2 separate regions of the Homo sapiens genome follow, and region 1 is linked to region 2. A link is a loop called in an ENCODE intact Hi-C map of the cell type or tissue named here. Cell type or tissue: MCF 10A. All regions are shown on one strand. Each heading gives the region's core, and the rest is flanking DNA. Links, peaks and the distances in the headings are about the cores only. Region 1 overlaps TTC13 (tetratricopeptide repeat domain 13). Region 2 overlaps ARV1 (ARV1 fatty acid homeostasis modulator).

Region 1 (8,341 bases), core at 155-8,154, 70 kb before region 2:
ACAAAAAAAAAGTGGAGCTGAAGCTCCACTGAGGTTCTGTGGAGGATATAAGTTTGATACAACAGGCATTTTTTGTATAACGCCACTAGCAAAGTGTTGCATTTAGTCCTCGGAGCCTACAAAGAAAAGCTCAGCTGCTGCCTTGATTGAGGAAGGAAGGAAGAAACGGGGCCACAAATTATTATTATAAGAAATGGGATCTTGCTCTACCACCCAGGCTGGAGAGCATTGGCATGATCATAGCTCACTGCAGCCTCAAACTTTTGGGCTCAAGTGATCTTCCCGCCTCAGCCTCTTGAGTAGCTGGGACTACTGGTATGCACCTGTAGTTATTTTTAAAAATCTGTTGCAGAGGCAGGGTCTCACCATGTTGCCCAGCCTGGTCTCAAACTCCTGGCCTCAATCTTCCCATCTTGGCCTCCCAATATGCTGGTATGAGCCACCACTTCTGGCCAAGGGCCACAAATTATTATGAAACCATGACTCAGGTCATAATGTAGCTCATCAGAGGTTCAAAAAAGGAATCTAATTTGGACAACATAGAGAAAAGCAGGAAAGGTCTCATGGGAGAAGTGGCCTGAACATGGGTCGGGATGGGAGTGAGAGACCCAGACATTGGAAAGCAGGGGTGAACTGGGGAACAAGCATTCCAGTCGGACTAGCAGGCCAGGTTCCAACAGGGAGATGGTCCAGGTCAAGCAGGAAATGTCTGAGGCCACTTTGTGAGAGGCTGTGAATGCCTGGCAGGGAAGCTGGTTTGGGTAGCCACAGGCAATGGCTGGGTATGGAGAGGGGAGAGATTTGTGGAGCTAGGGGAACGTCCAGTGAGGTGGAGCTCTAGCAACATTGGTGAAGTGCTGGTGAAGCAGGAGACAGAAGATGGGATGCCAGGCAGAGTCGACTCGAGGGGTCAGGAGGCCCAGAGCAAGGGAGGCAACAAGTGAGGTGAAGCAGGAAATTGAGGAAAGATGTCACGTTTCAAGGGGAGAAATTTCATGTACAGTTGACCCTTGAACAACATGGGTTCGAACTGCATGGATCCACTTATACGAGGATTTTCTTCCACCTCTGCCACCCCTGAGACAGCAAGACCAACCCCTCCGTATCCTCCTCCTCAGCCTACTCAACGTGAAGATAGTAAGGATAAAGACCTTTATGAGGATCCACTTCCACTTAATACATAGTTAAGTATATTTTCCTTATTATTTTCTTTTTTTTTCTCTTTTTGAGATGGAGTTCACTCTGTCACCAGGCTGGAGTGCAGTGGCATGATCTCGGCTCACTGCAACCTCCCCGTCATGGGTTCAAGCGATTCTCCTGCCTCAGCCTCCAGAGTAGCTGGAATTACAGGTGCGCGCCACCAGGCCTGGCTAATTTTTGTATTTTTAGTAGAGATGGGATTTCACCATATTGGTCAGGCTGGTCTCGAACTCCTGACCTAGTGATCCGCCCGCCTTGGGCTCCCAAAGTGCTAGGATTACAGGCGTGAGCCACTGCGCCCGGCCGACTTTCTTAATAACATTTTCTTTTCCCTAGCCTACTTTACTGTAAGAATACAAAATATAATATATATAACATATAAAATATATGTTAATCAGCTGTTTATGTTTTTGGTAAGGCTTCTGGTCAACAGTAGGCTATTAAGTTTTGGGGTAGTCAAAGGTTATATGCAAATTTTTGCCTGCTGGGGTGGGAAGGTCAATCCACCTAACCCCTGAGTTATTCAAAGATCAACTGTACTTATATAGTAATTTCATTTCTGCTTAGGAATCTGATCTGAGGATACACATCGTGGATGTGTGAAAAGGTAGGAGAACACTTTTTATGTTAAATAGCACAACCTGCAATCAGGGGAGAATGATCTTTATTGGGAACGTACTTTGATAAGAAGCTTGAGGTAGAGATCAAGACTTCAAAGATATAGAAAAGCCCTGAAATCTGGAAGTTGCTGAACTGGTGTTTACTCATGAAGGCCTGTTTAAGTTTTGACATGGAACTTGAAGAGGTGGCTCCTTGTAGTTTAGAGGAAAAGTATGTGAGAAAGCCAGAGCCCAAGAGGCAGAGGGGCTGGAGAATGTGAGTCATAGTCTCACTGCTGAGCAGGTGGAAACCAGGGGGAGGGCATGGCACTTCCCAAGGCTATGCACCTGAATATGGGGTGTGTGTGTATGTGTGTGTGTGTGTGTGCACAGCTCAAGGCAATTCCACCCACAATTCAAGGAATATGGAGGCTGACAGACAAAGCTTGGATTTCAGATGTAAATAAAACTAGAGTTAATAAAAATGTTTACTGCAGTGCTATTTATAAAGCAAAACAATGAGAAATACCCTAAGTGGTCAATAACAAAAAGATCAGTCAGAGAAATTCTACATCTATACAATGGAATATTATGCAGTTACTAAAAATACTTTTAAGAATATGACTGGGGAAATGATTGTGATAATGTAATGGTAAGGGTAAATAGTAGAACAGTCTAACCTCAGTTTTTAAAGAAAATAACTTGATTTTTATTTTGTTAATTTTGCTTATCTGTATATTCTAAATTTTCTACAATAAGATTATACTACTCATTAATTATTAAAGCTGTTTTCTCTCTCTCTCTCTCTCTCTATATATATATAGATTGGCTTTTATACATATATATTTAAATCTACAATGGACTTCAATCCGCCAACTGCTCATCTTTTTTCATTTTATTAGTAAAAGCCTCCCTCGCCCCCCCAAGGAACTTCAAGAACCCAGAAGAATGTCTCCCACAAACTACATCATACATAGTATCTAGAAAGTCCTTAGATTTAGACAGTCAGAAAATGTATCTGCTGGTGTAATACTTTAGATGTCACATTTTTTTAAATAACTGGTTATAACTGCTCACTGGACCTTGATACTTTTCATTTCAGGATGGAGCAAAAGTTCAACACCACAAAACTCTATAGTGACAATAAGCACAGGCACCCTTCCTGCCTCGTCTCTAGTTTACACCCACATTAAGAAGCGCACATACTTGTCTCCTGTAATCGTGATTGTGAATCCATCATATTCCTTCCCTTGGTCTTTAAGGCTGGGAACTTTTGTGTTCACGGTGAACCCATCCTTCGTTTTAGTATTAAACTGCTTTCAGGGAAAAAGAAAATTCACGTTACTAGTGTTTCATTCACTGTAAACCCCAACTGCAACTCTGTAGTGCTGGCTCTACCTTACATGTTTTTAAAAAGGGCCAAGGAGGTCATCTGATACAAGAGATGGTGGCCTGGTGGCCAAGGACATCTCTGCCTGTCTTCAGGCCCCAACAGAGCCCAGGTTACGCTCCCCACAGCTCCTACCAGAGGCCAGCAGAGAACCTCAGCACCAAAAGCTCACAGGTTCTCTTCGTCAACAAGGGGCACTGCTCACTTCTAAGAGCTCCCTTTGAATGTTTTCTCATGTCCATCTTAGTAGGCAGCAACCTTGAATCATGGCAGAATAGTTGTACCTAACATCCCGTAACTCAAAAATGCAACTTATGCTCATACTAGTGCTCAAAGCAGAGACTGATTTTTCTGAAGAGTACCCAGGATTATATCCACTAACTGGAGAACTTCATTCACACCCACACCCACACCCACCCAACTCTGTGAGCCACAGATAAGTCGGTTAAGTTAAAAGAATTACTCGGAGTTAAGAATGGCTTTCGGAGTGATAAATGTATGAACACAGTTTCAGACGTTAGCTTTCTGTTTAAAACATTTGGGACAAACCTGCAATGGCAATAAATAGGTTTCAGAAAATGACCCCCAAATTTAGTTAACTTAATATTGCCAATTTTTTTTTTTAATTGATGGACTGGAAGTTAAGAGAAGCAACAGTAAAGTACAAGAGGCTGCTGCTTCATGAGGGGAGAGCTTGTCTAGAAACAGAAAGATGCACCAGGTGTCACCAGCAGCCCAGAAGCCAGAGGATGAGTGGCACAGGTCATAAGGCCCACAGCAGGCACTGAGCAGGCAAGCATCTTTCACGCCAAAAAAAACGACTTTCAGGAGAAGAAATGCGTTAACACACTATGTGCCAATTCTCATCTAATCCTCACAACATACTGATAGCACTAGGTATGGTCTCAATCTTACAGATGAGAAACGAACTAGGTGAGGCAAAGTCTGGCTGAGTCCCAGCCAGCAGGGAAGCCGCAGAGTGGGAATGTGGGCCCAAGGTCTTGGTGAATTCCAGTCCGCGTTACTTGCTAATAAACCGCCTCTAGGGGGCGCTGACATACACGTTAACTTGGTTTTTCATCAACAGTACCATTGTGCCTTTCAGTGGAAGTTGACCTGGTACATTCCACTAAGCACTTTAAACACTCAAATATCTTGTTGTATATTCTGCTGTGTGTGCCTTGCAAAGTACCAATATATCCGTAATCCTGGGTAAAGGCTAGATGTATAATGCTGAAATGGAATGTCATCCCACCGCAGAGAACAAACATCTTACATCTTTCAGACAACAGTTGGTGATTTCACACCGAGAGGCACACTGAGGCTGGCGATGCCGCGTCTCAGGCTGCATGCTAAGTGACTACAGTCTTGTAGCCCACTCTGTTTTTCTTCTTAGACAAAGACATATAAAATATTAAAATCTCCCTAAACTGACGTTGTATTCTGCCTAATACCACAGGACATCTAAATGCCTAACTAGAATACCCACAGGAAGGCAGCTGAAGAGCCCTCACACACCAGTTTCCTTTCTATATGGTACATCTCAGGGCCTGTGGTGAAGCCATTCTGCCCCCTGGGGGGCGCTGGGGAAATTTATGGGAGACTGATTATTACAGGGATTGGACAGTTGGGAGCCAAGATTACTATATGTCCCACAGTACAGGGGATTGTCACACATAATGTATGATTTTCTAATGTCCCACTGGATTTTCATGTAGATGAAGAACATGTTTATCATTTAATCAATATGTGGGCCTGGAACCAGACTCTGTTTTGCACTTAAACGCTAACTATTTATTATATAGTTTTCATACATACTGAATTTGCCAGGAATGCAAATAGCATACACATTGAGTAAGGAGTCTACTATATATAGCTTGGAGCTTTACTAAGCTTGGTTTACCATTTCAGAAAACCACATCGCCAATGACAATGTAGCTCACCAAATAACACACAGATATGGGGCTACACTTATAACTGTCACATTCACCATGATTTTACATGCAGGTGTGAAGCACTGGCTACTGCTTTCCGGCTTCTAGAGAAGGCCTGCCCCAATTTCTGCATACTGAGATACACTGTGTGGACACTGTGTGGACTGAGATACTGAGATGACTTTGCGTGGACATTTTTTAGGAGGTGAGACATATTCTCTGTGAAGTTCATCTTAGTGCAATAAAGGAGTCAGTAAAGGGGGCATCTGAACATGTTTACTGAGTCAACGCAGTGGGTTTGAGAAGGTTGAGGGGCACTGTGTTAGTGCATCAGACCCTCACAATAAACTCCACGAGGTAGGTCTGGCCACAATATTTGGTCTTCAGCAGACCAAAAACCTGGAATAACTGTAAAATAGGCTCATCCACACCCACCCAGGCAGATGTGGGGCCTGGGTCAGATGCTCAGCTCTGTTCATGACATGCTACTTCCTTGCTATTCCTTAGAAATAGATACACTTTGCTTATTCATACAAATTTCCTAAATTTTACATGAATCAATCTCATCTACTATAGCTGCAAGGAAAACATTTACTGAAGTTGCACATTAGTGTTTAAACCACTAATTGGAAAAGCAATTCTAACTGCTGTTGGCATGTTTTGGGGCAGTTTTACTCCTAGATGGAGGAAAGGTTCACACAGTTATAATTCTTAATGGATTATACTTTAATCAAATAATTTCTGTCCCTTTTAGTGTCCTTCCCATTGAATTCAAATGTTTCCATTATTGATATTGCCACACATACTTTTCTTCTCATTAGCATTTGCCTGGTATACCTGGATCATACTATCATACTTTTGTATCTAGCTTTTTGTTTGTTTGTTTGTTTGTTTTTAGGAGATGGGGTCTCACTCATCACCCAGTGTAGGCAAGAGAGCAAGACCCTGTCTCAAAAAAAAAAAAAGAACAGAAATTTATTTTGGAGGCTGGGAAGTCTGAGATCAAGGTGCCAGCGTCTGATGTGAGCCTTCTGACTGCTGCCTCACATGACGGAAGCTGGAAGGGCAAGAGAGGCCACTCCCCAAAGCCCTTTTTATAACGGCATGAATCCATTCATGAGGGCTCTGCCATTAAACACTTCCTGTTAGGCTCCACCTCCCAACATATGTGCACTGAGGATTCCATTTCCAACACATTCATTTTGAGGGGAACACATTCAAACGATGGCATTTACTTCTCTAGTAATTAAAGAGTATAGGTTATTTTGCCTTTCTTTAAAGGGTAATGAGTTTTGACAGGTAGTCAAATCACTAGCAGATCCACTTAATCCTTTAGACTTAGTTTTATTCTTTGTTAGGGCAGTCTATTTAGAAATTGTTCTTAGTCCTAGGTTGTGGGCCTTACTGTAAAGTATGGTCTTACTTTTAAACTGTGTCCTTTCTGGGGTCTTAACTAAACGCCCAAGGTGTTCACAGGATCCATCCACATTGGCAAGGCCGAAACTCCAATGTCTCTCAGCACATACACCTCTGATACCTCTGCTCAGCTTTCGTTCCCACAGTAGCCACTCTCTGCTGAGCCTCTCATGGTCTTTTATTGCATGTTCATGACCAAGGTCTTAGTCAAGGATGAAAAGGAGTGCTCACATTAACCCCTGAGCACTCCCCAGCCTACATGGCCTCCTTCTCTCCTATACTCTGCTCTGCAAATTCCAGCCACTTTGGCAGAACCAAACTCCACTCTCTACCTCCTTAGCTTAGCAAGACCACTGTACTCTGCTTGGGCTCCACATTACCGTGCAGTGGTCTAATAAATACCACAGTAGAAAGCTGGGGTGACAGTGGGATTCACATTATTGTAATTAGCCAGTGCCTGAAAATAACTAACTTTTGTCCAGTTTTATAACTGCAATCATGTAGAAGGGCAGCTGAGTACCAGTTACTCAGCTGTGGCCAGAAGCAGAATTCAATTATATGTATTTTTAAGTTTTCTTTTTTCTATATTAACTGCTTCCTCACAAGTTGTTTTTTCTGTTTGAGTCTGATGCCTGTAGGTTCTTTTATTTTGGTTATTATTCAGAATGTGTTCATACGAGTGATTTCAAATAGCATTTAATAATTCTGAGTTCTTTTTAAAAAAGTGCTGTTGGTTTTCTTTTCCTCTAAAAACATGGACTGCCATTCTGATGCTAAAGTTACCTTCATAATCGGAAGAAGGTCTTCTACTTTGTGTACCTTTTCCAGGGCTTCCCGAACTTCCAGCAATCCTTTAGGATTATTAGCTCTTAAAGAGAGACAGAGAGAGATGGCAACTGAGATTAATGCAGAATTGTAATAATTAATCATGCAATTATCTTTAATTTAAATAAATTGACCTCAATTTTGAGTAGCTAAACATTCAAAATGGTAGGCCACAAATAAACCTTCCAAATAACGGGATAGTTCAATTCTAATGAGTTTTGGACTGCAGATGAAAATTAAGGAAACAGCAGCAGATGAGAATTAAGGAAACATCTAGAAGGCAAAACAGGAAAAAGCAGAATGGATCAAAAGCCAGTGTTTGTGTGAACATGTATGGTTATGAGTTTGGTTCTTAAACTCTGATTTTCCTATTCCAGCTCTAAAATTATATGTGGATGTTTTGTGTTGTTTTTTTCCTTTCTAAAGCTGCTCAAATGAAAGTATTCTGCTAGGTTTTTCCACCGATTTTATATTTACTTGGTGATATTTAAGCATTCAGATTTTTTTTCTCCTAGTGTTCTGCTCATTGTTTTGTCTATCCCATCCTGCCTTTCAAGTGAAGGAGAGTAAGTATTAAAGCTGAAATCCCTAAAAGATAAATCCAAAGAAACATCCTGCTTTATAGAAGAAAGAGACTAGAAAAGTCACAATAGTGCACATAAAGTTAAAAACACTTCAGTTGAGGTCTGTGGATTTTGTATTAAAAAGAAAGTGATTATGAAAGCCTTTACGATTCTAAACACTGTGTAAAAATTTGATAGACCTTGTTTAGCCCGTCAACAGGCTTAGTTCTCAAGTTTCAAAAATATAACAAATATAAAACACATGAAATCAACTCATTACTAAGAAGGAGAAAATTAAAGGCTTACCCATGATAAACAAGAATTCTGTCTTTAATAAAATGAAGTATTTTCTCAAAATATTCTAGGTATCTCATGTTGATCACCTGACCCCTATAAGGCAAAAATAATAAAATT
Region 2 (8,341 bases), core at 112-8,111:
AATATATCATGTGTCCCTTGCTTTTAACCAATCCTGCTGCTTCAGCTCTTCACAATTTATTATAAGTACGCTTAAAGATACAGTACTTTCGGCCTAGCACGGTGGCTCATGCCTGTAATCCCAGTACTTTGGGAGGCCAAGGCAGGCGGAGCACGAGGTCAGGAGTTCAAGACCAGCCTGACCAACACGGTGAAACCCCATCTCTCTAAAAATACAAAAATTAGCCAGGCGTGGTGGCGCACTCTTGTAATCCCAGCTACTCGGGAGGCTGAGGCAGGAGAATCTCTTGAACCCGGGAGGCAGAGGTTGCAGTGAAGCTGAGATTGCGCCACTGCACTCCAGCCTGGATGACAGAGTGAGACTCCGTCTCAAAAAAAAAAAAAAAAAGTACTTTTTATTTGCTATAGGGCTTGGCTTATTTTAAGTGCACAGATATTTAACAAATTCATTATTATGTTAACAAAACAAAACTCCTATAAGAGTCTCCTAAGTTTCCATTTCCTTCAGCACTACAGCATTCGGCTCCCACCCTTGGGATCCTAGATGCAAAGATGAATAAGACACAGCCCTACCCTTGAGGAGCTTAAAGACTTAAAGAAGGGAAGGGAATGCTCCTAGAGATGACAGGAAGGAAACAGCAGGAATATTTATGAAAAAAATTGGTTTGGCCGATTTATATTCTAAAAGAGATCTGATTCATTAGGCATTGGAGAACACAGCAGGACAGAGGAAGTCATATCCATGTTTAGACAGGTGATGGAAGCAGCCTGAATTCCCAGAGTATGCTTGGTCCTTGCGTTGTAGGGATTCTTTAGAGGAAGATTTTTCTCTTTTCAGGATACTTGCCTATAAAGTAGTAAATGAAACAATTTTGCCAAAATAAGAAACATAGGAAACATAGTTGCTAAATCTGGGCAGGCGTGATGATTCACACCTATAATCCCAGCACTGTGGGAGGCTAAATCGCAGATCACTTGAGGTCAGTAGTTCAAGACCAGCCTGGGCAACATGGTGAGACCACCCCCTGTCCCCCACCCATCTATACTAAACTACAAAAATCAGCTGGGCATGGTGGCACGCGCCTGTAGCCCCAACTACTCAGGAGGTTGAGGTGGGAGGATCACTTGAGCCAGGGAAGCAGAGGCTGTAGTGGGACAAGATCCTGCCACTGCACTCCAGGCCTAGGCGACAGAGTGAGACCTTGTCTCAAAAAGGAAAGAAAAGAAAAGAAACATATATACTAAATTGAATAAATACAACTCCCAGTGGTCTGCTTTGGGATGTCTACATTTGTTTGTTTCGTGTGTGTGTGTGTGTGTGCGTGTGTGTGTGTGTGTGTGTGTGTGTGTGTGTGTGTGTAGTTTTCCTCTTCACATTCAAGGTGAAGGCAGAGGGAAAGGAAGTTGCAAGCAGCACTTAAGGGAAAAGCAAATAATAGAGGGAGAACAAGGAAAGTGAGGTGTAAACTTGTTGTGCCCAGGGGTGTTAGAGAGAACGCCACACTTTGAGACGAATTAAGAGTCCTTTATTAAGCCGGCGGCCAAAGAGACAACTAATGCTCAAAATTCTCTCGGAAGGGGCTTGATTAACTTTTATATCTAGGTTTAGGAAGGGGAGGGGGACTCAAATGCAATAATTCTACAGAAGTAAAAACATGCAAGAATCAAAAGAAGCAAAATGGTTACAGAGAGATAAACAACTTAAAAGACAAATGGTTACAAGAAGAGCAACGGTACCAGGTGCAAGGTTCTAAATCCTTCATTATAATTAGATATAGGGTCTATGCCGGACACGAACTCAAGGTTTTATGTTGTTATCTCTTTGAGAAAAATCCTGGGAACTTCATACATTGTTGGTGTTAGTACCTTATCAGTTAATTGGGCTTTTTTGAAATGCTGATTATCTGTTTACCCAGGCCAACTCCTTACGGAAGGGGGTTGGGTAATGAGCCCTTAGTGTCTTGTAAATTAAGAGGTCAATTGGAGTTTGTCCGGCCTTCCCAGCTAGAGAGAGTCTTACTTACATGAGAAGCAAAGCTAGGTGATTAAAGAGACAAGCAGGACAAAATTCAAAGTAACGAGTTAGAGTAAAAACAAGGTTAGGCGTTTCAAACTGACTGAGAGGGAACCAGCAAACTTTAATGACTTCTCAGCATTTATAAAACATGCCGAATGCTAAGAAGGGAAATGGGCAAAGCACACAGCATATCACATACTACCAGAAGCTGCCTCCTCTGTTTGATTTCATATCACCCTGTGCTTATCCCATTGTAGCCGTTGGATGTTACATAGTCTGATGACTGTGGTCATGAGACCATATCATAGAGGCATGTTTGTCTTCTGCTTCTAAACTGTTAGATCCTTGAGGATAGAAACTGTGGCTGAAGGTGAATATCTAGCACCTTGGAAGTTCCTGGTCCATAAAATGGCCAAGAAAAGAGAACGATTGTTATACATGTAATAGCCACTCCAAAGACATTTGTCAAACAAATGAATGCAAAAGGAATAACAGCTGCTGTGTCTCCTGGTGCTGGTTTCTGCCTACCTCCTTCCAAGTATTGTCCAGATCCCCAGCCTTAGACTTGTGATGCTGTCCAAAAACGGGTTTTAGAGAATATTTAAAGGACAGAGAGAGGACCCCTGACTTTTTAGGGTTTCCATTTTAACATGAAGCAGCCTCTCTGGTGTCCCAGTCTTGCATGTAGAAAGGAAGGAGATGTGTTCCATGTGAGTAGCCAAGGGAGACCTATCAAACAGCTGTTTGTCATGGACATGGAATTTCTGATTCTGGGGCTTCTGTTTAGATTCTGGCTTACTCCCTGCTCAGGTAAAGAACTGCAAAAATATTAACTCCTTATGCGTCAGTTTGATTAAGCAGAATTTTTTTTTTTTTGAGACGGAATCTTGCTGTGTTGCCCAGGCTGGAGTGCAGTGGCGTGAACTCAGCTCACTGTAAGCTCCGCCTCCTGGGTTCACGCCCCATTCTCCTGCCTCATCCTGTAGTTGCTGGGACTACAGGCACCTGCCACCACGCCCTCCTAATCTTTTTGTATTTTTTTTTTAGTAGAGATGGGGTTTCACCATGTTAGCCAGGATGGTCTCGATTTCCTGACCTCGTGATCCACCTGCCTCGGACTCCCAAAAGTGCTGGGATTACAGGCATGAGCCACCATGCCTGGCCCTGATTAAGCACATTTAAGTTTGAGGTAACAGCACGTCTCCCTTCATTGGATCACTCGGTAACTGGAAAACATACCTATTCTTGTAATGACACAAATGAAGTGGAGAAGCTATTTAAATTGGGAACACATCCAATGTTTTATTACATTTGAATTGCAGGGTCGGTATTCTTCAGTGCCCTTCATTTTTCTTCCAGCACTTTAATGTAATTAAAAGGCCAGCCTAGAAGGTTTTTACACTCGCAACTCTTCTATTTTATCTTCTCAGAGTTTCCAAATGTTATGCGTTTGAATTGTAGCCATTCCAGTAGTCCCCGTTCTCTTTGGGGTATATGTTCCAGGACCCACAGTGAGTGCCTGAAACCACAGATAGTATGGAACCCAATTACCATCCATCGGAACACGTTTCTGTTCGTGCCTTCCACCCACAAATGTAATACTTTTCCTATTTTTTTTTTTTTTTTTTTTTTTTTTTTTTTTTTTTTTGAGAGAGAGAGACCGAGACAGGGTCTTGCTTTGTTGCCCAGGATGGGCTCGAACTTCTGGCTTCAAGCGATCCTCTCACCTCGGACTCCCAAAGTGCTGGTATCACAGATGTGAACCATGGCACCTGGCCCTGCCTTTTCCATCTTAGCACTTCTCACATACTGTGGCCTTAATTTTTGCAGTTTGAAATGCCACAGCAAAACTAGCACAATTTCTTTTCTTTACAGTTGCACAGGTAGAAGATTCATTCTTACTGTAGATCTTAACCTCAGCATAAGATTGGTTTTTTCCTTATTAGTTGAGAACTTTCACCTTTTCACTTAAAGGATTTTACAGCTTCTCTTTGGCTGTAAAATTGCCAGCATCACTACTCTCATGCTTTGGGGCTATTATTAAGTCAAAGAAGGGTGACTTGAACCACAAGCACTGCAGTACTGCAATCCTCAATCCTGTTAACCTGGACAGCGACTAGATGACTAACAGGCGGGGAGCATCTGCAACGTGGACACGCTAGACAAAGGGATGATTCACATCCCGGACAGTGGAGCAGGACAGCATGCAATTTAAAACTTATGCTTATTTCTGGATTTTTCCATTTCATATTTTCAGAATGCTGTTGACCTCGGGTTACAAACTGCAGAAAGCAAAACTGTGGCTACGGGAGGACTGCTGTAGTTTTATAAAGTGAATGGTAGCATTGATGCATTTTTGTGAATAGTACTGCTTTAGAGGTCACATTTCTAATGAGCTTGTTTGTGTATACCTGCGTTTTTTATGTTCTAGTGATGTTGGAATTTGGTAACATTGTAATCACATGTGTCTAGAGAATCTGAACTCAAAATTGGTGACCCTTCAGGGGGGAATAAAGCCATTTAATGTGAACTGCTAAGAGCCAAGGGAGCCTTGATTCTGGAACCTAGAGCTAGGCTGCACAGCCTAGTTCCTTGCACAGCCCAGCACTCTCCAGACTGTACAGACAGTAGAGTCTGTCTCTACTCTAGCAGAGAAAGACCATTTTCTTTCCATATCCTTGATGTTACTGGAGAAAAACCCAGGCTTCCCCTGTTACCGGCCACCTCAGGATCATTCGGATCATGCCCCATTCTTTACCTACTTGCAGCTCTCAGTAGTTCTGGGGACAAGGTAACTGCTGAGTACTTTTCTCCAAATCATGTGCCAAGAACCATAAAGTCAGGGGCATCTAGCCAAGAGGCAACAATTTATCAATGAAAGTGCATTATAAATATATTTATTTTGTAATAATTGCTACAAATTGAAAGTGGAATTGGACATAGAGTCTCTGTAGATTGAAAGTAAAATCTTCTGGAATACTTTCCTGCCTAAACTCAGTCTTTAAATTAGATATATTTTTAGCTTCTTGAATATGACGTTAAAATATTAATATTCCTAGCCTAGAAGATTATATTTAGTCCTTTCTGAAACCCTTTCTTATATAGATGAACATTTTGTATCTGAATGGAAGTTTATATAAATAATTGCTAATATGGCCATATTGCTATCTGTGTCCAAAATAGACTCTGCTGTTTTGAAATCCTTGAGGATTTCAGAAAGTATACATTTGCTTGTTCTAATATTATCTTGTATTATTTCAGAAATCCTGCCAGAAACCTGTAGACAAATATATCGAGTATGATCCTGTTATCATCTTGATTAATGCTATATTGTGCAAAGCTCAGGCCTACAGACATATTCTTTTCAATACTCAAATAAATGTAAGTTGTGATAATTTCATTTTTTAATTTTATTTGATGCTGTTACATTTTAAAAGAATAATAAGAATTTTAAACAGAAGTAAAGAATATTATAAAAGAGGAAAAGAAATTCTAATGTGAGAGTGGGTCTTTTATTGCAACATATCTGGAAGTTTCTAGAAATAATAGATGTTGATTTTGAAAGGTGCACAATGCTTAGTGAGTGTTTAAGAATATGGTCACTGGCAGGAAACTGACAAGCCATGATCTGAATTACCTGCTAGTAAATTGAAACAATCATCACTGGTTTTTAACAGAATACAATTAGACATATCCAGGTAGGGAGAGAATTATACCTAAATGAGTTAAGCAAACATTAAAAGAAAAATGTTTTTTTAAAACATAATTTATTGCATTTTATACTTTGCTATTAAAGGAATGTATAAGGTAAATAACATTCAGTTTAATCAAAGTCCTGATTTATAAAGTTGAATTTTTCAAAATAAACTTTTAGTTTATTGAATTGTGAGCTCTTTAATAGTTTGGGTAGAGTTGACAGATAACATACAGGACAGTCAATTAAATTTGAATTTCATATATACCATGAATTAATTTTTTAGTATAAGAATGTCCCAAATATTGCATGGAACATACTTATACAATAAAAATGGATTCATGGTGTGTGTGAAACTCAAATTTAACTGGCGGTCCTGTTATTTTATTTATTTATTTATTTTTGAGACGGAGTCTTGCTCTGTCACCCAGGCTGAAGTGCAGTGGCGTGATCTCGGCTCACTGCAGCCTCTACCTCCTGGGTTCAAGTGTTCTACTGCCTCAGCCTCCCAAGTAGCTGGGATTACAGGCACGCATCACCAAGCCCAGCTAATTTTTGTATTTCTAGTAGAGATGAGGTTCGCCATGTTGACCAGGCTAGTCTGGAATTCCTGACCTCAAGTGATCCTCCCACCTCAGCCTCCCAAAGTATTGGGATTACAGGCATGAGCTACTGTGCCCAGCTCTTCCTCACTTTATATTGATGGAGAAAGTTCAACCTGAAGGAGGAATACATAGAAAAAAGCCAATTTTTGTTGCCTAGTATTTTTTATTTTAGCCAAAATTTCAGACTTTTAAGAATTAGGTTTTAATTGTTCTCTTTTAACATATTGAGTCATACTCATCCAGCTGGAGATATTTTTAAAAAACTGATGTTCAGACTAATAGTTTCTTATTCAATATCATGGAATCTTCAGATTAAGTCTATTCTCTTATTGCTGTTCCCACATATACATGAATCACATAAGTTTTTTGCTTGATTCTGTATAAAGGACAGAAATCAAAAATGTATAATGAAAGGTGAACTATTATTTAAAGCAGTGATTCTTAACTAGGGGTGCACATTAGAATCCCCCCAGAACTGTTTCAAAGTATGATGTCTATGTTGTACTATGAAGATTCTCAATCAGGACCTGGGCTCAGACATTTAAATTTTGAAAAAAATCTCCCCATGTGCTTCTGATGGACATTGCTGATTAAAACTCACTGATTACAAAATGACTACAATTAGCCACTTAATTGGGCAGTCCTGAATTTGAAAAGTGACTAGGTGGGATGCCACAAATACTCTGTACCTGTTGATACTAGTGCAACTGGGTTTCCTTACCTAATTGAATGGCAATGTCTTTGACTATCAGATCCATGGAAAACTCTGCATATTTTGTTTGCTTTGTGAAGCATACCTGAGGTGGTGGCAGCTTCAAGATTCCAACCAGAATACTGCCCCTGATGACTTGATCAGATATGCTAAGGAATGGGATTTCTATAGAATGTTTGCGATTGCTGCTTTAGGTAAGGAGATGCCATGCTTTCCATTCTTAGTTAACTATTCTTACTTAACTAATCTGGTTAAAACTAAGACATGTAGTCTTAATTGTTGGTAAGAAGAGCTAGTTAATATGGGACTTAAGATGAAATTTTCAGCTCTACCACTACTAACCTACGAGGTGAGTGTGTTTGAATCACCTGCTTTTTAAAAATTTGTTACCACGTATATGGTATGGAAGTAGTTATGCTTATCGGATTAGAAAGTTTCATAAAATATTTCGAAGCACAATATTGTTGATAAAATTCTTTTATTTTTATTATTATATATTTTTTAAGACAGGGTCTCACTCTGTTGCCTAGGCTGGAGTGCAGTGGCACAGTCACAGCTCACTGCAGCCCTGAACTCCTGGGCTCAAGCAATCCTCCTGCCTCGGCCCCCCCAGGTAGCTGGAACCACAGGTATGCACCACCACACCATGCACCACCTCCAGCTAATTTTTGTATTTTTTTGTTGAGATGGGGGGTCTTTCCGTGTTGCCCAGGCTGGTCTTGAACTCCTGAACTCAAGCAGTCCTCCCACCTCAGCCTCCCAAAGTGCTGGGATTACAGGTGTGAGCCACTGTGCCTGGCCAATAAAATTCTTAATGTTTAAGTTTTGATTATCCAATCTGAAAGTTAGCTAAGTCCTATCTTTATTAATAGAGATAATTGCCAGACATTACCCAATGTATTGTACTAATTGCATTATACTAATGCAGTGTATTTAATAGGGTTTGGTATTTTTTGTTACTTGTTACTTATCTGAGTGCATGCAGGGAATTTGGCTACTCCTCAAAATTCCTTAAGTTCAGGAAGTGCTTTTCAGAATTTCACTTCATAAGTTATTGTTTTCCTAGTGTCAGAATTGTGTTGAGCTAATTTCTGTGACTATTTTATTGCTAGTTCCATGCTTCTCTGCTTCTCAACTCTTTGATTATAATGAAATCTTACTTTAGTAATACTAAGTCTCCAGTCCACTCCAATATCACATTTCTGGGCTGTGTGTCTTCTTTTGTCCTCTTTTTTTCTCTGTCTGCTCTCGCTCTCTTGGTCATGTAACCTGTCTGCTGAGAACTCTCAAATGTCCATCTAGACCTTTCTCCAG

The links. Hi-C counts contacts between places; a loop is a spot of excess contacts. Peaks named below come from ENCODE experiments on the same cell type or tissue, not always from the same donor. Only the 100,000 strongest peaks of a DNase experiment are listed, where the experiment ranks them.
Region 1: it touches region 2 in a loop (5-fold over the local background); 29 of 110 quality-filtered maps call a loop at or near these places.

The regions. Positions count from the first base shown.
Region 1 is chr1:230,913,188-230,921,528 of GRCh38, forward strand. TTC13 (tetratricopeptide repeat domain 13) reads right to left here. Exons shown (of 23, transcript NM_024525.5): 16 at 8,234-8,317; 17 at 7,323-7,407; 18 at 3,006-3,115. Among named protein-coding and RNA genes, the nearest start is that of C1orf198, 49 kb to the left of the region's middle. In MCF 10A, for the core only: a CTCF peak has its summit at 4,237 (motif pointing right); DNase peaks (open chromatin) are centred at 464 and 4,244.
Region 2 is chr1:230,983,043-230,991,383 of GRCh38, forward strand. ARV1 (ARV1 fatty acid homeostasis modulator) reads left to right here. Exons shown (of 6, transcript NM_022786.3): 2 at 5,278-5,397; 3 at 7,068-7,221. Among named protein-coding and RNA genes, the nearest start is that of ARV1, 8.1 kb to the left of the region's middle. In MCF 10A, for the core only: no CTCF peak of the experiment used is centred there; a DNase peak (open chromatin) is centred at 4,149.